Regions from separate parts of the Mus musculus genome. Here region 1 is linked to region 2. A link is a loop called in an ENCODE intact Hi-C map of the cell type or tissue named here. Cell type or tissue: left cerebral cortex. All regions are shown on one strand. Each heading gives the region's core, and the rest is flanking DNA. Links, peaks and the distances in the headings are about the cores only. Region 1 overlaps Mgat4a (mannoside acetylglucosaminyltransferase 4, isoenzyme A). Region 2 holds the start of 4930556I23Rik (a long non-coding RNA gene).

Region 1 (11,148 bases), core at 814-8,813, 140 kb after region 2:
GGACCCAAAGTCTGTCTCCAGGGCCTGATAGAACTTGGAGATTTGGTAGAAACGAGAAACAGAAGGGGCTCTGGAGTTTGCTTGACAGACTGTCAGGAAATCTGGTTCAGGCCAATGCTCTGAGATCTGTGTGTCTCAGTTCTGAATCTGCAAAGCATTCCTTCCATCCCTGTCATCATTTGAGGGGGCAGTCTGGTTTCTGGGTATGATTGCTCCTGCCATGGGGTTCAGCCTCAGCCTCTGAAATAGTTGCCTCCAATTGAGGGGTGATTTGCCCTGTGATTAGGGGGAAGTTTTAGTCCAATCATAAAGATACTCGTTGATCAGTTCTGTGTCTTCTGATGTCGAATGTAGCTGCTAAGAGGAGGAGTCAGGAGGAAAAGTAGTTAAAGCAGCAGGATAGAGCCAGAAAGGGGCCAGAATGGGGCCAGAAAGGGGCCAGAAAGGGGTCAGAAAGGGGCCACAATGGGGCAGGTGGGGAGGGAGGCTGGAGCCGGAGCTTCTACAGTGTGGAAGGCGCTCTGCCCTGTATCTGTACTAATCTAGTCGGTTGTCTGGATTTTAAACGGTGCGTGACCATACTTGGGCATCAGTAGTATCTTGGCCTGTTGCTTTTCAGCAGCTAAACCCTTAAGATATTTATATACATGTTAGTTATAAATCATATAGATGATGACTGAAAATGTATTTATTTCATATCCCATGGAGTTCAGTCATGATCCAACAAGAAAGGAGGTGGGTACGTTAGGGAGTAAAATACAACCTGTCCATAGAAGACTCGCATGACAGGTGCTTGGGAGCTCCTTGGAAGATGAGGGTCAGGGAAAGGAAGAAAGGGAAACGATGCGTGGCCACCATGGAGTAGGTTTATTGGCACAGAGGTCATAGGGCAAGGACATGTGACCACAGCATTCCTGAGATGTTCAGGAGGAAGCTGGTGAGTGGCTGGAGCTCAGTAGGGGGCGGTCGAGAAGAATAGGATGAAGGAACATGGGACTTTAGGTCACCACACAGCTCTACTTTTGCTCCAAGTCGAGGGGGCTGGCAGGTAATTTTTTTTTGTAATAACCAATGGTAAATATTTTCAGTTTTGTGAGTCATTCGGTCTATGTCAGAACTATTAAAATCTCCGTGTTCAGCCTGCAACTATCTGTGGATCGTATACAGTGAGGGTTATGATCATGTTCTAAGGAAGTATAGGACAGTGGGCCGGGGTCAGGCTTGCTGAATATCTCGCTCCAACATGGACAGCTCCTTGAAAGTTCCAAGCAGAGAAGCCACTTGACATATCATGATAGCTTTTTTTAAGTTATGTGTATGTATATATGTGTGCACATATTCGAACCATGTGTATACCTGGTACACTCAGGCCAGAAGGGAACAGAGGATCTCCCGTTACAGGAGTGACAGATTAAGGTTTTAAAAAGTTATATTCTTTCTCTCTCTCTCTGTCTCTCTCTCTGTCTCTCTCTCTCCTCTTTTGTGAGTGTATGAGTTGTGTCCGCTTGCATGTAATGTTTGAGTGCAGTGTTTATGTTGTGTGTGAGCGTGTTGTATGTATCAGCAGCTGTGTGTGTGCGTGTGTGTGTGTGTGTGTGTGTGTGTGTATGTGTGTGTGTGTATGTTCTGTGTCACACAGAGGTCAGAGCACAGCCAAATACTTTGTTCCTTGCTGGGGTGCCTTTACCCACTGAGTCATCCTGGGAGCTCAATACTCTTTTTTTTTTTTTTTTTTTTTTTTGATGAGGCCTTATTATGTGGGCCTGTTGGCCTTGAGCTAACAGAGATCCACCTACCTCTGCCTCCCTGCTGGGATTAGAGGCTTGCCATACCCAGTCTCCTCATGGGCACCAGTACTCTTTAACTGTAGACCTCATTTGAATTCCTTGCTGTTACTGCTATGGTCACTCTGTTTCGGCATCCCAGGTTGCATCCAGTCATCCTGAATCCACAGTTTCTTCTCACCGTGGCAGCTCCTTAGGAATCTGTACAGTCTTATGAGTCCTGGTCACCTGTGCGATAGCATCTCCGCTTGAATGTCTCACAATTGCACCTTAGTCACAGACCTTGCTGAGGTGTCAAGGCCTGCCATTTGAAAGGCACCCACTGGCGGCTTTATTAAGGATAGGGACTGTTGTCATGATCCAGGCAAGTTCTGGACTAGGCTATCCCACTAGGTTCCTGAAGAGGTGAGTTTATGAAGTGATTTGAACTGAAAGAGTGCTGGGGCCTGTGTGGGAATGTCTGCTGTCATCTGCAGATGAGAGGAGACAGAAAAGCTAGGACAGATCATTCAAATGAAGAAGAAGTAGTCGCCTTTTTTTTTTTTTTTTAATTTTTTTAGCCTTTTAACTTCCTCTTTCTGACTCACTATATTACAGCACACGACCGTTTTAGAAACTAGTAAAGCTCACAGAAATACTGTGGTATGTGTTTGCCTTTGCTTGAAGTTTAAAAAGTGAAGTATTTATGTGGGCAGTAGTACTCTTTGTCTCAGAGCAGAAAACAAGGTTTTTTGTTTTGTTTTGTTTTTTGTTTTTGTTTTTTTTGTTTTGTTTTCATAAGCTTTCAACCCCATTTTTGAACATGCTGTCTGTCCTCTTGGTCCTGCTGATTGTCAGGTACAAATTACCTTCCTGGAATTCTCACTGTCTCTTTAGTATGTAAAATCAAGTGTGTTTCTGGTGGTGGTGAACCTTCTGACATAAAGCAGCTAGAGAGAAGGGAAATGTCCAGTTGACCATTCTGAGACACTAGGCCGTAGACTCTGCAGGGTAAGGCTGTTGTCCAAGAGACAGAAATAAATGCCGTGAGCCCTGGCTTCTACCTGGTAACAACATTCTGCGTCAGTACAGAAGGAAGAATACCAACCGAGCTGCTGGAAAAATCTCAGACTCTGAGGGTTCTGAAAGGAGGAAGTTATGCAGAAACAACCCGAGGCAGCCTTTGCTGTGTCAGGACACTAGTCTCAGAGGAGTCAGCCTAAGACAGGAGGACAAAGGACATGAAGCCCAAACACTTCCAGAGTTCAGGTCAGATTAGACTTGAGCGGCATGCCTTAGTGGCCTCTTCAGACCCTTTCGTGTGGTATGTGGTCCGATATTAAATTCATGAGTTATTTAAAGCTGTACATGAAAATGCTTTCTCATTCTGTAAAGGCCTTTCTTTGAGACAGGGTGTCACTGTGTAGCCCTGGCTGGTCTGAGCTGTGGAGTCCAGTCTGATCTCGCACTCGGAGATCCATTTGTCTCTGCCTCGATGATGGCCTTTGACTGGTAATCAGTCTTTGCAGCCCACTTTGTTTACTAAGTTTAGGACTAAAGTACAGGTAGTCTCTGGTCCCTGCTGGTCTCCGTTTGCCTGGAGCACCTTTTGAATCTCCTCACTTTCTGTATATGTAATCAAAGATAATATGAGGCAGCATACTGGTGTGTGTGTGTGTGTGTGTGTGTGTGTGTGTGTGTGTGTGTGTGTGAGAGAGAGAGAGAGAGAGAGAGAGAGAGAGAGAGAGAGAGAGAGAGAGAATGAGAGAGAATATTAACCCACTCAGTCACTCTTTTTCATGGGAGAGCCGAATCCGTTTCCATCCACAGCACTCACTGATCGGTAAGGATTCCTTCTGCCATCATTCTCGTGGTTTTCTGGCTCAGCTGGCACTGTGTTCTATATTACTGCCTGCCTTTGTGGTTTTGTGCAGTTGAGCACTCTGAGCACTCTGAGCACTTTCTGATTGTGTTTCCTGCCTCTTCTGAAGAGTTTTGCTTTGCAGTCTCTGTGAGGCTCCCATAGAACAACCTGACAGCCCGACGTTGGCGGTGCACACACAGCTCTACGCCTTTGCCCCGCCACACACGCCTCTGATTGGAGTCTTTCCACCATTACCTGGTGTTTCCTGGATGCTTTGTGGTCACTATGGTCAATAAACTTTGTACTGAGGGCTGATTGCTTTAAAAATGCCAGCACAGTCCTAGAGAATGCTTCATGTGCCATTTACCACCAAGTTTGTTCTTTGATATCTTCCGTGCCTTAAAAAATGTGTATGGGGGCTGGAGAGATGCCCCAGCAATTAAGAGCACTGACTGCTCTTCCAAAGGTCCTGAGTTCAATTCCCAGCAGCCACATGGTGGCTCACAATCATCTGTAATGGGATCCAATGTTCTCTTCTATTGTGTCTGAAGACAGCTACAGTGTACTTGTCATATACATAAAATAAATAAATAAAATCTTTAAATAAAATGTGTATGGGCATTTGCCTGCTGCTATATCTGTCTGCTACTTGCATGCCTACTGTCCGAGGAGGCCAAAAGATGGTGTCAGATGCCCTAGGACTAGTGACAGGTGGTTATGAGGCACCGTGTGATTGCTGGGAATCAAAGCCAGGGCTTCTGGAAGGGATGGCAGCACTCTGAACCACTGAGCCATCTCTCCAGCCCGTAATGATAGGAGGACTTTCATTTCAGCTCAAAGAACTTTCTCTAGCTAGTGCTCTAAAGTGATGGACTTGGGTCCCACCCCCGTTTGTTTATATATTTAGACAATTGTACTGTGCACAGGGTATGGGTGGGCATGCTTGAGCCATTGCACACACGGCGACCAGAGGACAGCTTCTGGGGATGGGTTCCCCATGAGTCCGTTCCCCTTTTCCCTGGGAATTGAACTCAAACGTGGCAGCACATTGCCTTACCAATGAGCTACCTTGCCAGTCCTGTTTCTCCATTTCTGAAAGGCAGCCTTGCAGGACGATCTTGTCATCTTTCCCCTTCAGTTCCTTGAATATATTACGTCATTTCCCTGTCTTGTAGGGTTCCTGTTAGAAATCTCCTAATAGCCATATTGATATTCTTTATATGTGTTAGATTTCTTACCTCTTTCTGCTTTCAGGATTTTTTCCCTTTGTTTCTGAGTTTTGATAGTTGGGGTTGGATTTCACTGGTGGCTGCTTCTGCCCAGTACATGGATGTTGGCATAAGCACTGAGATGCTTAGTTTCCTGAGACAGGGTCTTACTGAGTTACTTAGGCAGGCCTTGAACTTAGGCAGCCTCCAGAGTAACTAAAATCATAGACCTGAATCACCATGCATGGGCAGATTTGTTTCTGCTTATTCTTGTGAATTAACAGCCATGTTTGATAGATCTTTCTGTAGAATTCACTATTGGAACTGTCACAACTTTTGCCAGGGGGGTGGCAGTGGAAAAGCCCGCCCCTGATTCCTCTGTCCCTGGAGTTTTTGTGGCTTGGAAATAGCTCTCTCTTCTGGCCATTCTAGGTGTTGCTTAGCAGGGATGAACACTATTTGGACTGGCATGAGAGATCTGGTAACAGTGTGGACAAAGTTGCTAGAGTCTCTGCTTGAGTGCCTTGCAAGTTGGTCCTGTGGCAACTTCTGGCCCAAGCACTCATAATCGAACTAATTGTAATCTGCAGTTGGAGAAGGGTGTAAGCCGAGATCCCAGTTTAGGCAGAGCTGCTGTTCAGAATGAGTGGGCAGAGAGCCCGTGCTCCTCAAAAATGTGTGCTTGAAGATGGCTTCCAGGGTGTGGCTGTGGTGTGGTTTGGTATACACTGTCTAAGCTCATACAGCTGTGGCCCAGAACTACTGTGTAGAGTGTGGGGCTGGGACTCTTGTCCCTGGGCAAGGTCTTTGTAAGGCTTTTTGTCTGCCAGGAGCTGCTGCTTTGGCTGCTGGGGGCAAGCATATCTGCTCTGAGATAGGGAGGTGAGCGTCTCTCTGTTGGGGTAGGACCACTGGAATGGGCATGAAGATCAGCTGTTTAGGGACTCAGGCTAAGCTGAATTTCCTCAGTGCTTTGTGAGCAGGCTGCCATGCCAGCTGTTAGATCAGGTGCTGCAGACGGCAGTTACACAGAGGTACTGCCACCATGACAGCATTTGCCACTGTGACTCCACTTCCTTTCTCTAAGTCCACCTGTCTTGGCTGCTATAGTTATTACAGCCAGTGTCCCCAAGATGAGACTAGAATGGGCCTCCTGGAACATTTCTCAAGATGCTAGGGCATCTAGATTCTTCTAGAGAATGGAACCTTGGGACCTCCTCTCCACATGGCCTTGGGCTAAAGGAGGGGCCACATTTCAGTAATTCTCCAAATGTTGGGATCTCTGAGATTGCCAGTTGAAATTTTCCTGGTGGAGAAAGGAGCTTGCTGCTTCTGGCTCCTGCTGATGTTCTGCCCTCTTAGGACCCACCCTTGCGTGTGTGTGTGTGTGTGTGTGTGTGTGTGTGTGTGTGTATGTTTGTGTGTGTGTATATATATATGTATATGTGTGTATATGCGTGTATGTGTGTGTATGTATGTATATGTATGTGTGTATGTATGTGTGTATGTGTGTTTATGTGTGTATATGTGTATGTATATGTGTGTATATGTGTATGTGTGTATATGTGTGTATGTGTGTATATGTGTGTATGTGTGTATATGTGTGTGTATATGTGTATGTATGTATGTGTGTATATGTGTGTGTGTGCAGCTTTTGTGTGCCCACCCCGAGGAGAGCGAAACGCCCTTGACCTTGCTCGTTGCTGGATGCTCAGCATGAGATGCTGTTTCCCTGATGTTTTTTACCTTGCTTTTCTGTGCGATCCACGTTATATTCAGCCGGGTGCTGCCATGCCGAGTGTTAGAACTGTTCCGCAGCCCGACAAGGAAAACCCACTCCTCTGTTTCCCTCAGCCCGAGCCAGCTGTCATAAATTTACAAGATATTTCTTATAAATGCAGTTTGTACACTATATATGGTCCTTTGCACTGTGGTTTCTCTTATATAATGTGTCTTCAGGATTCATACATATTTCAACACATAGAAGAAATATCTTGTTTTCAGTTGTTTGATTACTTAATATCTTTCCTTGTTTTTTGTTTTGTTTTGTTTTGTTTTTTTGCTATGTGATCTTATCTGGCTTGAACCTTTGTAGACTAAAATGGCCTCCAGCTTACAGAGATCCACCTGCCTCTGCCTCCCAAGTCCTAGGTTTAAAGGATGTGTATAAGCCAGAGGTCAAAGTCGGGTGTCTCCTCTGTCACACTCCACCTTAGCTTTAGATGATGATGGTGGTGATGATGATGAAGAAGAAGATGATGATGATGGTGATGATGATGATTTACTCTGTTATGCCTGCATGTATGTCTGCATGTCAGAAGAAGGCACCAGACCTACCTCATTATAGATGGTTGTGAGCCACTATGTTGTTGCTGGGAATTGAACTCAGGACCTCTGGAAGAGCAGCCAGTGCTCTCAAGCTCTGAGCCAGCTCTCCAGCCCTCCACCGTAGCTTTTAAAGACAGGTAGGCTCTGCCTTGGATCCTGGAGCTCACTAGCCTGGTTATTTAGTGAGGCCGGGGTTTGTCCTGCCTTCTCAACCCCAGCTTAGGGATTTGGGGCAAGTGCTGCTGTACCTGTTCTTCCGCCCATTCTGGGGATCTAATCCTTGCTCCTTGTGCTTACTGACTGAGCCCTCTCCAGCCCTTCTTTGCCTTTTATGCCTATTTAATTCTCTTCTGTCCAAGCATCCCATTCCTGGGACGTGCATATCCCAGTTTTCAATTCACAGTTGAGTGGTTACTCTTCTTTCATATGGTTTCCATTTGCTGTTTAAAATGTCTTAGGCAAACTTAGTGAGCAGCTCTGAGTGCCCATCCCTATGACGCCAGCCACAGAGGGAGGGGCCGGAGTCCCACTGAAGAGGCCTGGCTAATGGAGTCCAGTGCTTTCAGACTGCTCACGGGTTCAGCTTTCTTCAGAGGAGTCCCACCCCACCCCACAATCTCCAGTAGATACCAGAACGGTTCAGCTCTCCATCCCAAAGGACACCAGCCACAGTTATTTAAACACATTTTCTGTAGATATGTTAATAGGTAAGGGTGGTGGGAAGCGTTCTGTGTGGTTGCATTTTGTATTGCCCATAAACCAGCTTAAAGCTCACATAACGTAACAGACCTGTGTTCACAGGAAATCGGTGGCTTTCGGCTTCAGATCAACCTGCCAGGAGCAGAGGGTTGCCTTTCTGTATTCCTTTGCTTGAGCTAGCCATATCACCATGGCTCTTCAAGTATTTGTCAACCTGAGTTTCAGGATGTTTCTGAGTACACTGTGGTCTATGTAAGCCATGCTTGGTTACAGTCTCCAGAATCATACTCTCAGATACTCTTCAGTCAAGCATGTGGGTGATTATTTAAGAAAGAGTCACTGACTGTTGGCCTGAGCCAACAGGGGAGAGGATTAATAAAAGCTGGAATCCAGTCAACAGAAATCAAAGTTAAATTAGGCAAAAACTATTAGTTTTTAATGAGATTTTTTTTCCTTGTTAAGCTATTTCTTTATACCTGCCAGCATTAGATGCTTGACAGTCTTTATAACATAGCTCAAATTTTATATATCACTGTTTTCTCTTAATAGTTGACAATATTTGAGTTGTCACTGAGTTTCAAATGGATAGAGAGTTGTGCTGGCTAGTTTTATGTCAACTTGACACAAGCTAGAGTCACTGGAGAGGAGGGACCCTCAATAAGACCAGACTGTAGGTAAGTCTATGGGGCATTTTCTTAGTGACTGATGCATGAGGTCTCAACCCATTGTGGGTGGGGCCACCCCTGGGCAGGGGATCCTCGGTTCTATACGGGAGCAGGCTGAGCAAGCCATGAGGAGCAAGCCAGTAGGCAGCATCCATCTGTGGCCTCTGCATCAGCTCCTGCTCACAGGTTCCTGCTCTGTTTGACTTTCTGCCCTGACTTCCCTCAGTGATTGACTGTGACCTGGAAGTGTAAACTAAATTAACCCTTGCCTTCTTGGTTTGCTTTTGGTTGTGGTGTTTCATCACAGCAATAGTAACCCTAAGACAAGAATATCAGATTTTTCAGGTGTTTGTGTATTTGTTTTTGATGGTGCTGCAAATCAAACCCAGGGCTTGGTTCATGTAAGGCAAAGGCTCTACCATTGAGCTACACCCCTAGCCTAGATTTTTAATTGCTTATAATTGAAGCATACCCTTTATTTTAAACTGTGGTTATCCTCTCCTGATTTGAGTTTTCAGTATCAATATAATAATACAGGATGACTCTACTTTTTATTATATAGGTTTATTCAATATAGTCTCTAAGGTGTCTTCCCCCTCGCCCCCCACCCTTAATAGAAGAGAAAAAAAAAGCTGAGAAGCAACACAGGTGTAGCTGCAGAGGTGAATCTTGAGTCTCAGTTTTGGTTTCATGGTTCTGCTTACCGCCCACAGGCTGCTTCCCTGCTGTGCACACACACACTTAAAGGCTCAGATGCTTCGGGAGAACAAGAAGTGCTTCATGTTCCCTTTTTTTATATTTTTTTATTACGTATTTTTCTCATTTACATTTCCAATGCTATCCCAAAAGTCCCCCATACCCTCCCTCCCACTTCCCTACCCAACCATTCCCATTTTTTTTTTTTTTTTTGGCCCTGGCGTTCCCTTGTACTGGGGCATATAAAGTTTGCGTGTCCAATGGGCCTCCCTTTCCAGTGATGGCCGACTAGGCCATCTTTTGATACATATGCAGCTAGAGACAAGAGCTCCGGGGTACTGCTTAGTTCATATTGTTGTTCTACCTATAGGGTTGCAGTTCCCTTTAGTTCATTGGGTGCTTTCTCTAGTTCCTCCATTGGGGGCCCTGTGGTCCATTCAATAGCTGACTGTGAGCATCCACTTCTGTGTTTGCTAGGCCCTGGCATAGTCCCACAAGAGACAGCTATATCTGGGTCCTTTCAGCAAAATCTTGCTAGTGTATGCAATGGTGTCAGCGTTTGGAAGCTGATTATCGGGTGGATCCCTGGATATGGCAGTCTCTAGATGGTCCATCCTTTCGTCACAGCTCCAAACTTTGTCTCTGTAACTCCTTCCATGGGTGTTTTGTTCCCAATTCTAAGAAGGGGCACAGTGTCCACACTTTGGTCTTCATTCTTCTTGAGTTTCATGCGTTTAGCAAATTGTATCTTATATCTTGGGTATCCTAAGTTTTGGGCTAATATCCACTTATCAGTGAGTACATATTGTGTGAGTTCCTTTGTGATTGTGGTTCATGTTCACTTTTAATCAACTAGTAAATCAAGTTGATTAGATCCAGTGGTTGAACATAATAAAGCGTACATGTTTGCTTACTGTAATAGTAACTCAGGACATTTAGAGGTGGTGTTTCATAGAGCAAGTGTCTAAAACATTAAAATGGTATTTCCAGTGTGTGATTCATTATTTGGCCCACTTTGAGTTTGGCATTAAAAGTGAAGTAAGAGGCTGGAGAAACTGCTCAGCAGTTAAGAATACTGGTGACTCTTCCTGAGGATCCGAGTTCAGCTCCTAGCATTCATTCACTCCAAGGCTTATAAACATCTGTTACTCCAATTCCAGGGGAACTGATGCCCTCTTCTGGCCTCCAAGAGTAGCATGGACGTGTACTATATATACCACACACACATGCACACATACATACATACATGCATACACACATACACAGCACACACACATACACAGCACACACACATACATAGCCCCCACCCCCCCACACACACAGAGGCAGGGTAACACACATACAAATCTGTTGTAAAGTGAAATAAAAACCATACTTTTCTCTCTCTCCCAGACAGATCTTGATTATGTTCACAGCGTTGTTGCCAACCTGGAGAAAGAGTAAGTTTTCTGAAGTGAGGAAGTGAAACTGTTCTCAAAGCTCTTATCTTTGGCTTTCTGTTAAAAAGGTCTTTGCTTTCTAATTCATTTCTCTGCTCATTAGTATCATTGCCATTTATGTTCTCATTACATAGCTGTGCATGCATCCACATGTCTGGTGAGGAAGTTGGTTCATTCCACTGTAGCAAGGCTTTGAATAGCCTCTGTAAGGAGCATGTCTTTAGTCTTTAAAGTGAGGAGAGAGTTACAGTTGGGCAGAACTGTTTGAGTCTTCCACGGATGCTCGCCTAGCAAACTTGATGTCAGGACAGATGTTAAAATGAGCCATACCCTAAGCATGCCTTTCTGTCCTGTCAAGATTGGAGCCCAGGGCACTGTGAGCAGGGGACAGGTGCAAGGCTCAGGGAGTTTTAGGCATTGCTGTGTTATATGCTGTTCACTTGCTGGTGTTAAAGTTAGACCTGATGGGTTTCTTCCGTGAATTTC
Region 2 (11,148 bases), core at 2,332-10,331:
AGTTCTTTCCAGCATATAGGTCATGGGAGTGGGGTGGGGCTGGGGGGTGTCCCAAGTCAGGTCTTCAGGGTTAGCAGCAAGTACCTTTACCTACTGAGCAATCTCACTGGCTCGACAGCCTTTTCTTCTTCCTTTCTTTGGGGTTTCAGGACTGAGAGAAGTCAGGCAGAGGTCAGGCTGTAGGTCAGGCAGAGGTGAGTTTCTGAGTTGAGGGTGGAAATTAAAACCACAAAAAGTCCCAGGCCACAGAGGTAGGTCAAGCTGTGCCTCTTGACCTGAAAGGAAGTCACAGGGTGAGAACAAGATGGTCCTTTTGGCCTTACATGTGGCTGGGGAAGAAAATTTGGAAGTGATGGATGTCTTCCTGGGAGCTGGGGAGTGGAGAGAGGGGCCACCATCAGAAAGGCAAGTGGAGGGAAACCACAAGGGACCTTGGAGGCTGAAGGGGTAAAGAGAATGAGAAGGAGCTGCCAGGGAGGGACAAGACTTCCCCCAGAGTCCCTTGATGCCCTTCTTGAATTGTGGAAATAGCTCTCAAGCAAAGGCCTGCCTCATCCCCCTCTGTGGGCAGGGCATTAGACTCCTCTTCCTGACCAGTGTTCAGCAGCTAATGAACCCGGATGATCTGTCAGCTCTGTGTTCTCGTTTGTATCTACTTTTGTGTGCTTCTGTGTCTTATGCATGTGTTTGCATTACTGTGGGTGTGCACATGTGTGCATGTCATGCGAACGGTCAGAGGTGGACGTTGAGTGTCTTCCTCAGCTGCTCGCCACCTTGCTTTCTGTCACTGAACCTGAAACTGAGTTGGTTGAGACACAGCTCAGCAAGCTCCAGGTCTCATCAAGGGAACTCGGATTTTCTCCTGCCAACTACATATATCCAGGGAGCCACGGAAGCACCTGATCTGGGGGTTGCTGATGCGTTTTGGCAGGGAGAACATCCTCCAACAGGGAAATGGTGAGCTTTGGGCCTTGATTATGTGCTGGAGAGGAAATGAAGGGGTAGTGGGTTCACTCGGGGTTGGAGCTAGTGCAAAGCTCTATATTATGTGCTTTATGGAAAACCCTTGCCTGCTTTCAAAATAAAGCCTCCGGCAAGCACAATAACTTCTGTTATAAGATCGCCCCATAGCTGCTGGACAGAACTGATGGAAAGCCACTAAAACCCACAGTGATATTGACCAGGAGCTGGCTGTGAGCCAGGACAGATAACAGATTAATGAATGTTTTAAGAACAGAGCTGGTCTTATATGCTGAAAGCCTAATGTAACCCTGAAGCAAACACAAGGTGCGGTATTCTCAGGACACAAGGTCCACACCTGCCCTGGAGCCCCCTTAGCGTCTGTCTGTCATGCCCATGTATGTCAGGACTGTAGCTGGGGGCCTAAAAAACAAGCAGATAGGACCAAATGCTGTTCTGGCTTCAACCACTTGAGAGACATGGTTGCTAATAGGTCCACTTTAGATCAGAAGTCTTATTGAACAAACTCAGGCCTTTTCTTCCCCGGAGGAGGTTTTAATTCCTGGAAATGAGCTGTGGATATACATTTTTACAATGGCGGTTCAGGGGCTGCAGGGATGGCTCCAGTTAAAGCATTTGCCACACAAGTGTGAGGACTTGAGTTGACTTGAGCCCAGCACCCAGTTTCTTATTATCCCAGCACTGGGGGTGGGGGACAGAAAGGAGGCCCTCTGGGGCTTACTGGCCAGCCAGTCTAGCTGTATTATTGAGCTCTAGGTTAGGTGAGTGTCCCAATCTCAAAAATAAGGGTGCATAGAGATTTGCTTGGTGACAATCCCTGGCCTTCACATGCATACACGCACATAAACTTGTGTATGTACTCATGCACACATACAAGCACACACATGAATATGCACATGAAAGTGTACATACACGTGGATGTGCAAGCACACACATGAATGTGCAAACACACATACCTACACACATACATGCATGCATGAATGCACAAGCACATTCATACACAGACATGCTCACACACAGGCGTGAGCACGCTCACGCACACATACACACACACACATACATACTCGTGCACACAGTTGCTTCAAGAAGCACAGCAGTATGCTGCCCTGTTCCAAGCTTGCTTAGACCAGAACATCTGCTTTAATATCTCAGCCCAAGAGCGAGAGTCCCTAAGTTCACATCCTCCAGCTCCTTGCTTCCCAACCACAACTGTGTTCTTGACAGCTCTAATCTTCCGGGCTCAGCCTTCTGAGAGGTGTCATGCAGGGTGTGGCTTATCATTTGTGCTTCACTCTCAGTGGGTCACTTCTAGGATTCTTTCTGGAAAAACAAAACAAAACAAGCAAGCAAACAAAAACCAGTGCCTTACATTTGAATTTTAGTAGGCACCAAAACCAAGCAAAGGGGGTGACTCCGAGTGATAGAAAGTGTTTGCCACCTGTAGGTGGAGCATCCCAGGATCGGGTGAGTGGTTAGGACTTGGGGGGAGTGGTGTCTTCTAAATACAGATAGCTAAGTCACATAAGTCCACAAGCTAAGTCCATAAGCCCACTGCATTAGTTTCCCCATCTTTTGAAAGAGATTAGAAAACAGAAATCAGCAAAATGGTTGCCTTACGTTGTTACCAGCAATGACAGACAGAGTAGCAGTGGGAGCAGCTGAGGCCCAGCCAGTGGTCTTCTACACATATCGTAATGGAGAACAGCTGGCAGGTGCCAGGCACTGTGCTGGGGCTTGGAGGAGGATGACGTCACTGAATCTTTACAAACATCTGGCATAGATAGCAGGTTGTCTTCTGGGATTTTTACACCTGCATTTACACGGGGTCTGCCCAGGAGCACACGGCTAGCCTGAGGCCTGAAACCCAGCCCCAGGACAGGCTGTGTTGAAGATCAGTGCTTTACAGTATTTTCCCAAATAGAGCTTGAGGGAAGAGACTACGCTACTGAGGAGGGAGGGGTTTTGTTCCTTTGATGGACTCCTCTCAGTAACTAACAAAGTGATAGTTTCTTCTGATCAGAAGTCACTTGCCTGTGCAATGGGGTTGTTAGGGCCCAGCTGTGTGGCTCTCCAGCTCCCCACACCTGAGGCCCTTGCCATCTGGAAGTGTTAGTCTGGGTTTGTTCTAAGGCAGATTAGATTGCTCCCTTCCCAGGCAGGTGTGGGGAGCCAGCTTTTTCTCAAACTCTCAGCAAAGGGATCTCATACATTCCAACACGTGGTGTCTGCTGTTCAGTGAGAGACTTGTCGAGCTCTGCAGGTGTTGGCTGCAGACCTGGGTACACTTGACAACCTAAAGCCCTTATTATTCCGGAGGAGGGGCTGAGATGTCAGAAATCTTTAAACCAGATCCCCAGGAGACTCAGGTCTGTCTATTGAGGCCGGAATATAAACAAAGGAGTGGCTTTATTTGCCACATCTGCCGTGCCCTAGAGCTGACCTTTTGAGCAGATCTAATCGCAGAAGAGATTTTATGTTTCAACCTTGGCCCTGAGAGTTAATGCTTTAAGGGGTCACTGACAACCTGTTTGCCCGCCCCCTCAAGGCCGCCATAGACTGCCCACTGCCCGTCTTCATTCCTCTCTCTAGCCCTAGCCCTCCCTAGCCCAGATGGAGCACAGACGCAGAGCCGTGGGTTCCAGTGTGGCAGAGGATAAGGGTGCAAGTCACAGAAACCACTCAGGCCTGTGTCACAGAGCAGAATGACTGTCACCCGACTCTGCCCATACTTTACTTGGGACAGAGGTGCAACATCTCTGAGGCTTGATATTGTGAGATGTGTCCAAGTGTGGGGAAATACAGGAACCAAACAGGAAAGAAATGGCTGCTAAGAGGTCTTGGTCACTTGCTCAGGCCAGTGCTCCATGAAGTTGCCTGTAGGTCACCTCCTGGCACAGCCTAGTGCAGTTGCAGGGTTCACCCACTCCCAGGGTCAGCATGTGAACGTAGGTACATGGGCATACATCAGTGCAGTTGGAAACATTGCCACTTGAGCAGTCCCCAGAGCCCCACCCTCCCCTGGGGGTCCCTTCTTGCCAAACCACCTTAGAGGCAGTCTCATATAACTTTTCTGCTCGTTTGAATGTTTTTAACTCTACGTGTACAAGTGTTTGTGCACCGTGTGTCTACCTACCGATGCCAAAGAAGGCAGCGTGACCCGAGGAACCAGAGTTACAGATGGTTGTGAGCCACATGTGGATGCTGGGACTCAACCTCAGGTGCTCAGGCAGAGCAGCCGGCACTCCTCCCTGGGCCCCCCAGCCCTCCTCCCTGGGCCCCCCAGCCCTCCTCCCTGGGCCCCCCAGCCCTCTTTATGCTCATTTTAAAAATGTATCTTTTGGCTCAGATGAAATTATCCAAGTGCAGGTTATAAAGAATTTACCAGAACTATGTCTTGTGCCTTTGGGCTAAGAGGTGACAGAGTGCTCAGTACCCAGCACTGAGCTTTGAGGAGGTGAGAGAGGCTGGCCTGGCCTTCAACAAGCTACTTCTCTGCTCTGATTTCAAACTGGAATGGCAAGTTCCTCGGGTTGTGAATTTAATCTTATCAGAACTGTTCGAGGAATATGTTGTTAGCCAAGAAAATAAAGTTCAAACCCTGAGAAAATGTTCCGTCTGTTTCGAAGAGAGTAGCTGCCTCTGGGATAGGGATGGGAGTGAGGGTGAGACACAGGAAGAGTTCTGCGGGAGCTCCTGGTCACTAAGTGAAGAAATGGCAGGAGAGGGCAAAGAGGGCCCTTTAAAAGAATGTAGAGCAGGAGAAGAAAAACAGCCGGTGTTAACCATGCAGGCCCCAACTTCCTGTGTCAGGTGAAGACAGATGGTTGTAGAAATGGCATCACGTCCCACAAAGGGAATGTTTTTAGCGCGTCAAGTAAATCCGGAGTGGGGGCGGGTGGCTGGTCCCAAATGTAGACTCTTATCAAAGGCATCCTATCTGTGCATACATTCCAGCTCCTCCCAGAGAGAAGGCCCTGGTAGAAATTAGCTCCAAAGTGCACAGGTTGGGGTGGCAGCTGCATCTTGTGGTTTTGGCGGCTCAGACCAGAGGAGGTAATCTATTTGAGACATCTATAGAAGAAAAAAAAAAATGAAGTTTGCTGAAGAGAGGCTTTGGCTCAGGGGGGAATGGGAAGTGGGGGTCTCTCTGAGACTCTACTCCTCAATCCTACCACTCCTCAGCCCCCTGAACCAAGCAAAGCAATATAACACACCTTGTATGGGAGAGAAGCTGTGGGTGGGACTGAAGGGGAGAGTGGGACTATCTGCCTAACATTGCTCCTTCTTGGCCTTTATCACAGAAAAGGGTCAGCCTCCTGCGGCTACAGGTCCTGGGGCTGATGGGCAACCCACCCCACCCTGGATCACCATGGCCCGGCAGAAGAGAAGAGGAGCCCCAGACCTGCCCGTCAACCAGGAAGAGAAACCTGGGTCGAGGATCCTAAAGACAGAAACTGGGAAGCAAGCCAAGGTGGCCGAGAGAGCCCAGGTTACCACTCTTTTTCTGTGGCGTTCGGGGTGGGGGTGGGGTGAGGAGGGCAGCGATCTTGTGAGGGTGTGGTGGGAGCAGGTACCGCTGTGCTCACAGAGGTCCTGCATGAACATCACAGAGATGCCGTGCCTACCGTGATGGCTGACATGCGCAAAGGCAGTACGTCAGCTTGTGGACCCCGTGATGGAGCTAGCTGCCTCTTTGCCTGTGTGGGCTGGTAGAAATGCAGTGGCGCCCGAGGCTGCTCTGGCCTCCTAGGCAACGCAGCTCAGCCTCTGGAAAAAAATTGAAGACAGTTAAAACAACGGCTCCCTTCAGACACACGCTAATATGGTCACCAGCTCCACCTCAGCCCCTTGTGTGATGATAAATGAAGCCTGCTCTGGCTGCTGCCTGCTGGCTTCCCTTTTCCCTCACCTGGGGCTGCACAGCCAAAACCTGGAGTTGCATGTTGTATTCAACTGAAAACAGCTCTCACCAACCCCAACAACTGTGCTGATGCACCCTCTGCTAACCAGTACAATAAATGGGGTTCTGCTGTCTAGGAAAGGGAGCCTGCGCTGCAATAGGACCTGCTTCCCTTCCTGCTAATGCAATCCTCAGTTGTGTCTACACAGCTGAAGACCTGTATGTAGCATTGAGGAGGGGAAATTACAGTGCGAAATGTTAGCCCATTTCAGCTGCTGCCATATAGTGTGTATCATAAAACCATTCCCTACGGCTTTCACATAGAGTCCTCGCTCTATACCATCTGGGGCTGAGACTGGGCTGTCCAGGCAAGCAAGGAGCCACCATGCACACGTGGGCTGCAGGAGGCTGGCACAAGTCAGCTCTGGCATTTTGGTGGGTGATGCCGGTGCACAGAGCCCCTTTCCAGAAAGTGCCAGCAGCAGGGTGCATCTTGGAAGAGACATTTTGTAGCTAAGACACTTGGAGTATTTACCCACTCTGAGTCTGTTATCCTTGGGCAGCACCTGTCATTTTGTGTCTCCGTAGGAGTCTGTGAAGCAGGGTGACTTCGTCCGGAGCAAATCTTTCCTGATGACCCCTGCAAAGCCTGCTGTGACCCAGAGGCAGGGGTCAAAACTGAACCTCAAGGAAGGGCTACAGAGAGGAATCTCACTGTCCCATCAGAACTTGGGTATGAGACTGGCTTTTATTTCCAAATACTTTGGCACACACTCATGCACGCGCACACAGATATATATATTTACACATACACACACACATATATATATTTCTTCCTATGATTGGAGTTTGTGTTATTGAATCATTTTGCCATGTTGAGCAGTGTTTTTTTAATGTAGTCCCCCCCCCCTTTTTTTGAGAAGGAATTTACATGAGATAACGGTCACCCATATCCAGTGTGCATTTCAGTGGATGTATTTAACGGTGAGATTATGTGTATTTGCGGAGTCCCACCACCCTGGTAGCAATCTAAGAATAGAACATCCCCCTCACACTGGAAGGAAACCTACTTGTCACATTCCCTACCCTGGGGGTAGGTAAGCACTAACCTACTTTGTGTCTCTGTGAGATATCCCTTTTTGGGAATGTGAAATCATAAAACACAGGTCCCTGTCTCTGCTGGTTTTGAATGCAATTCTGAGCTCCGGGAGGTGGTATTTGTCACCTCAAATGGTGGATGAGCCCGGAGTCTCCTGCACACTAATCACATACTCTCCCGTCGAGTGACATCCCGAACCTAATATTTTTTAATTTTTTATTTACTTTGTATTGTGGTCAAACGACACGAGACTTGTACTTTACTAGCCATCTTAATTGGGTGGTTGTGAAGGTGGTATGCTCGGTCCCTCGTGCAGCCTACCTCTGGTGTTCTGCAGTTAGACCCTGAACCTTTCTAGACTCACTTTGCCTCCGGAACCACCTAAGCCTGCTCTGAAACTCTTCCAATCGTATGTGCTCCACACTCGATGCTTCAGTCTTCACTCCTTTATGCACTGAGGGATTGTGTGTCCTGGAGCACAGTGGAGACTGGAACGTATATTTAAAGCTATAGGAGAGGCTTAGCGAAAACCCACACTGGGTCTCTTGCTTTTGTCTGTTTTGTCTCCCAGCAGCTCAGGCTGCAGCGACCACAGAGAAGGAACTTCATCAGCTGAAGAGGGCCAGTTACGCCAGTACAGATCAGCCATCCTGGATGGAACTCGCCAGAAAGAAATCTCAAGCCTGGAGCGACATGCCCCAAATCATAAAATAGATTGGCAGGCTGCTGGGGAAGGAGGTCCACTGGACCGACGAGCCACTTAGTTTTAAACTGCCAATAAATCTTGGCAAGCAGACTGTGAAACTTACGATTGATTTTTGTCAACGGCTTCTGATGTGCTCCGAGAAGAGAGAGGAACCAGGGGGAACGGAGAAGACCAGCAGACAGCCTCAGTGCCGGGCCAGAGGGGCTGTGGCAAGAATGTTGCGAAGTTTAGGGGCGCCATTCCTGTGCTGAGATGTCAGCGTGAGCCTACGAGTCCCAGGTCTGCGCTGCCTCTTGCCATCAGCCAGTGCCTCTGGCCACCGTCTTGCCGTGGGCCATCGTGGTCTTTCTTGTTTACTAATAGGCATGATTGTTTGTGGTAAAGCAGGGATTCCCTTTACAAGAGCAGCTACCCACTTAACAATCCAGTTTCCTGAAGAAACCCACCCACCCCGAGAAGGAGAGGAAGGGACGTGGCAGGGTTTGTCAATTCATAGACTGTTTCCAAAAAGAATTTTTAAACTTTTCCACTAGGCATCTGTGTCCTGTGCAAAATGCATTGCCTGTTTAATAAAAAGTTTCAAACATGTTTCTGCTCTGTGCGTCAATATTATTTTTGCTCCTAGAGAACATCTTCCAATGCTGAGGGAATGCCCTTACGCCTCAGTGAAAATCCTGACTTGGTTGGGAGTTGAGTTTGTTGTGTATTAGCGAGGGGTGGGTGGTGGTGGTGGTAGGGAGTGGTTGGTTTTTATTGTTCTAACAAAACATTGGTGTTCATTTTAGGAAGAAAGAAGAATTTGTAGGATTTTTTTTTCATTTGCTCTACATATAACATTGCAAGAATATGAAAGTCTTAGGGGCCGTCTATCCTAGTTTGCTTTCCAGTTTGTTTATAAACATCATAACCAAAAGCGGCTTGGGAGAAAAGGTTTATTTGAGCTGACACAACCCAGGTCACAGTCCACTCAGGGAAGCCAAGGCTGGAACTAGGAGCAGAGATTGAAACACGAGCCACAGGGAAATGCTGCTTACCAGTTTGTTCCTTGTGGCAGGCTCAGCCTGCTTTCTTATACAACACAGGATCACCTGCCCAGGAATGTTGCCGCCTGAAGAGAGCTGGGCTCACTCACAGAGAATTCCCTTACAGACTTGACCATGTGTTGGCTAACGAGGCATTTTCTCAGGTGACCCTGGCTTGTGTCACGTTGCCAAAATACAATAAGTAAATCTAAGCGGGACACTATTGACACTTTATGGCATTTCACCCATCCAGCCTGCATATTTCTGTTGACAACAGGCTCGCTGGTACAACAGCCAAGAATGTAGAATGTGGCAAAATTGGGCTGGAAGAAAAGTTTGGGATCTCAGAGGTTCTGTGCAATGGCTCCTTAGCAGTTGCTTTAAAACAATTCGTTTGTTCCTCCCCACAAGCCAGTCTCTATGGGAGTTAATTCAGCTAGACGCAAAATCAGTCCGACCTCATGATATGTTTGTTCTATTATAACTTGATTTTATGTGTCCTAAGGGTTGCCACTTTTAGTCTATTTTTCCATTCTCATGAAAATTCTTTTCCTAGCTGTTAGTGCTACACAATTTTATGGCATCTGCCTCTGCCGAAGGAGTGTGGGACAGTTTCTTTCCACAGACAAATTGATTTATTAATGACATTCTCTTAGAGAACATAAATGCAAGAACTCTAAAGCTTTGGCCTGAATAGTTTTAACTAGAGAAAAATCAATTTGTCTGTATTTCTCTGGCCAGCAGAGCATTTCAGAGGAATGCTTTGGAGGCAGAGGCCTCACTACAGGAACAAAAAGACGTGGTTCAGTTTTGATTTGACTGTTCTCTGTGTTTCAGGGTGTGGTACACAGCAGGCTTAGGTTTTTAGGACATAGGAGAATTCGGTAGGATGGAGTCCTATAGCCTCTGCCCTCTGCACGGAGATTAGGCTCTGATAGAAGACCTGGAGGCCAGCCAAGCTTGGCCAGCCAAGGCTCGGTGGTGATGTAGAAGTCTACAGTGGTAACAATGGGGAAAGCGTGAGAGGAGTCACCAGACCCAGTTCTCCTGAGCAGAAGGAACGGGCATTGCTGGGAGTACATTAGCCACTTTAGTTACAACCCTCTCTTCCGTCCTTGGGGTGAGTATGCATTTCTGCTTTGTCGATGAAGTCGTTGAGGCACGTTGAAGCTAAGGCCATTGACGGCCTACGTTTTTAAACCCTACTGTAAATTGATATCTTAGTTAGGGTTTTACTGGTGAGCAGACACCACAACCAAGGCAACTCTTATTAGGACAACATTTAATTGGGGCTGGCTTACAGGTTCAGAGGTTCAGTCCATTATCATCAAGGTGGGAACATGGCAGTATCCATGAAGACATGGGGCTGGAGGGGCTGGAGGAGCTGAGAGTTCTTCATCTTCATCTGTAGGCTGGTAGAAGACTGGCTTCCAGGCAGTTAGGAAGAGTCTTAAAGCCCACACCCACAGTGACACACCTACTCCAACAAGACCACACCTACTCCAAGGCCACACCCCCAAATAGTGCCACTCCCTGGGCCAAGCATATACAAACCATCACAATTGACACCCCTGGTTTTGTTTTTCAGAGCTGAGACCTAAACCCTTGTGCCTCTAGGCAACCATCATACCACGGAGCTGAACCCCCAACCCTAGCATTCCTGCTTTTAAATCTCAGTCAGTACAGGAGTGAACCTTGCCCTCAGAGACATCATGGGAGCACACTGAGCATGACCTTGTGAACTCGTGGGTCTTAGGAACAAATGTGTACACCACGCTTTCTCCTTGGTGACCACCTCTGTCTTTGAGTTCCTTTAAAGGATAAGAGAATGTGCTGGCTTTTTGTTGTTGTTGCTGCTGCTTTAATTTGGCACTTTTAAATTTTCAGTGCACATGTACTTGAATAATTTGGCATGTTTCTAACTTGTGTGGGAGTTCCCTAGAAGCATCTCTACGATGGGGCCCAACCCCATGAAAACTCTATCTTTGTAGTGTGCCCACTTTTTCATAGGAAAGGGACACAATGAATAGACATTAAGTATGCAAAAATCAAGGAAAGGGGCTTGTTGGGACAACAGAGCCTAAGCCAGAGACTGGCTGTGGCTGAATGAGTTCTTGAGGTTGGGGTAGGGGGTGGCTGATGAGGTCATCTAATCAAATGGCTGATCCTGGCTAGAGTCATGGCCTAAGTGGGTGCGTTTGATGTGGCGTGAGAAGCAAAGAATGGAAGGCCTTTGGCTGGAGTTCTTGGTCCATACAGAAAGCATTTACAGAAATGGGGCCTGAGAGGGAAACCCACAGAAAAGAGGGCATCTTCCAGTGTGAGCACCTGTGGAGCCAGTAAATAGATACCCATGTCCACAGATTTGGGAGGTCTCAGTTTGAAACAGGACAGAAATTCAGGTCTGAAAGAGGAAGAGGGGGCTCTTGGGACTGATCTA

Evidence for each region. Hi-C counts contacts between places; a loop is a spot of excess contacts. Peaks named below come from ENCODE experiments on the same cell type or tissue, not always from the same donor. Only the 100,000 strongest peaks of a DNase experiment are listed, where the experiment ranks them.
Region 1: a loop joins it to region 2, with 2.0 times the contacts of the local background. A loop is called at or near these places in 3 of 42 quality-filtered maps.

The regions. Positions count from the first base shown.
Region 1 is chr1:37,466,051-37,477,198 of GRCm38, reverse strand. It overlaps Mgat4a (mannoside acetylglucosaminyltransferase 4, isoenzyme A), which reads left to right. Exons shown (of 16, transcript NM_173870.3): 6 at 10,616-10,662. Among named protein-coding and RNA genes, the nearest start is that of Gm39627, 32 kb to the left of the region's middle. In left cerebral cortex, for the core only: a CTCF peak has its summit at 5,259 (motif pointing left); DNase peaks (open chromatin) are centred at 2,901 and 5,279.
Region 2 is chr1:37,608,803-37,619,950 of GRCm38, reverse strand. It overlaps Cracdl (capping protein inhibiting regulator of actin like), which reads left to right. Exons shown (of 10, transcript NM_028096.1): 8 at 5,283-5,470; 9 at 6,470-6,614; 10 at 7,555-8,275. The coding sequence ends at 7,694. It overlaps 4930556I23Rik (a long non-coding RNA gene), which reads right to left and starts at 5,444. Exons shown (of 2, transcript XR_373329.1): 1 at 5,384-5,444; 2 at 4,578-5,052. In left cerebral cortex, for the core only: a CTCF peak has its summit at 2,389; DNase peaks (open chromatin) are centred at 4,855, 5,669 and 6,983; H3K27ac peaks cover 1,651 bases.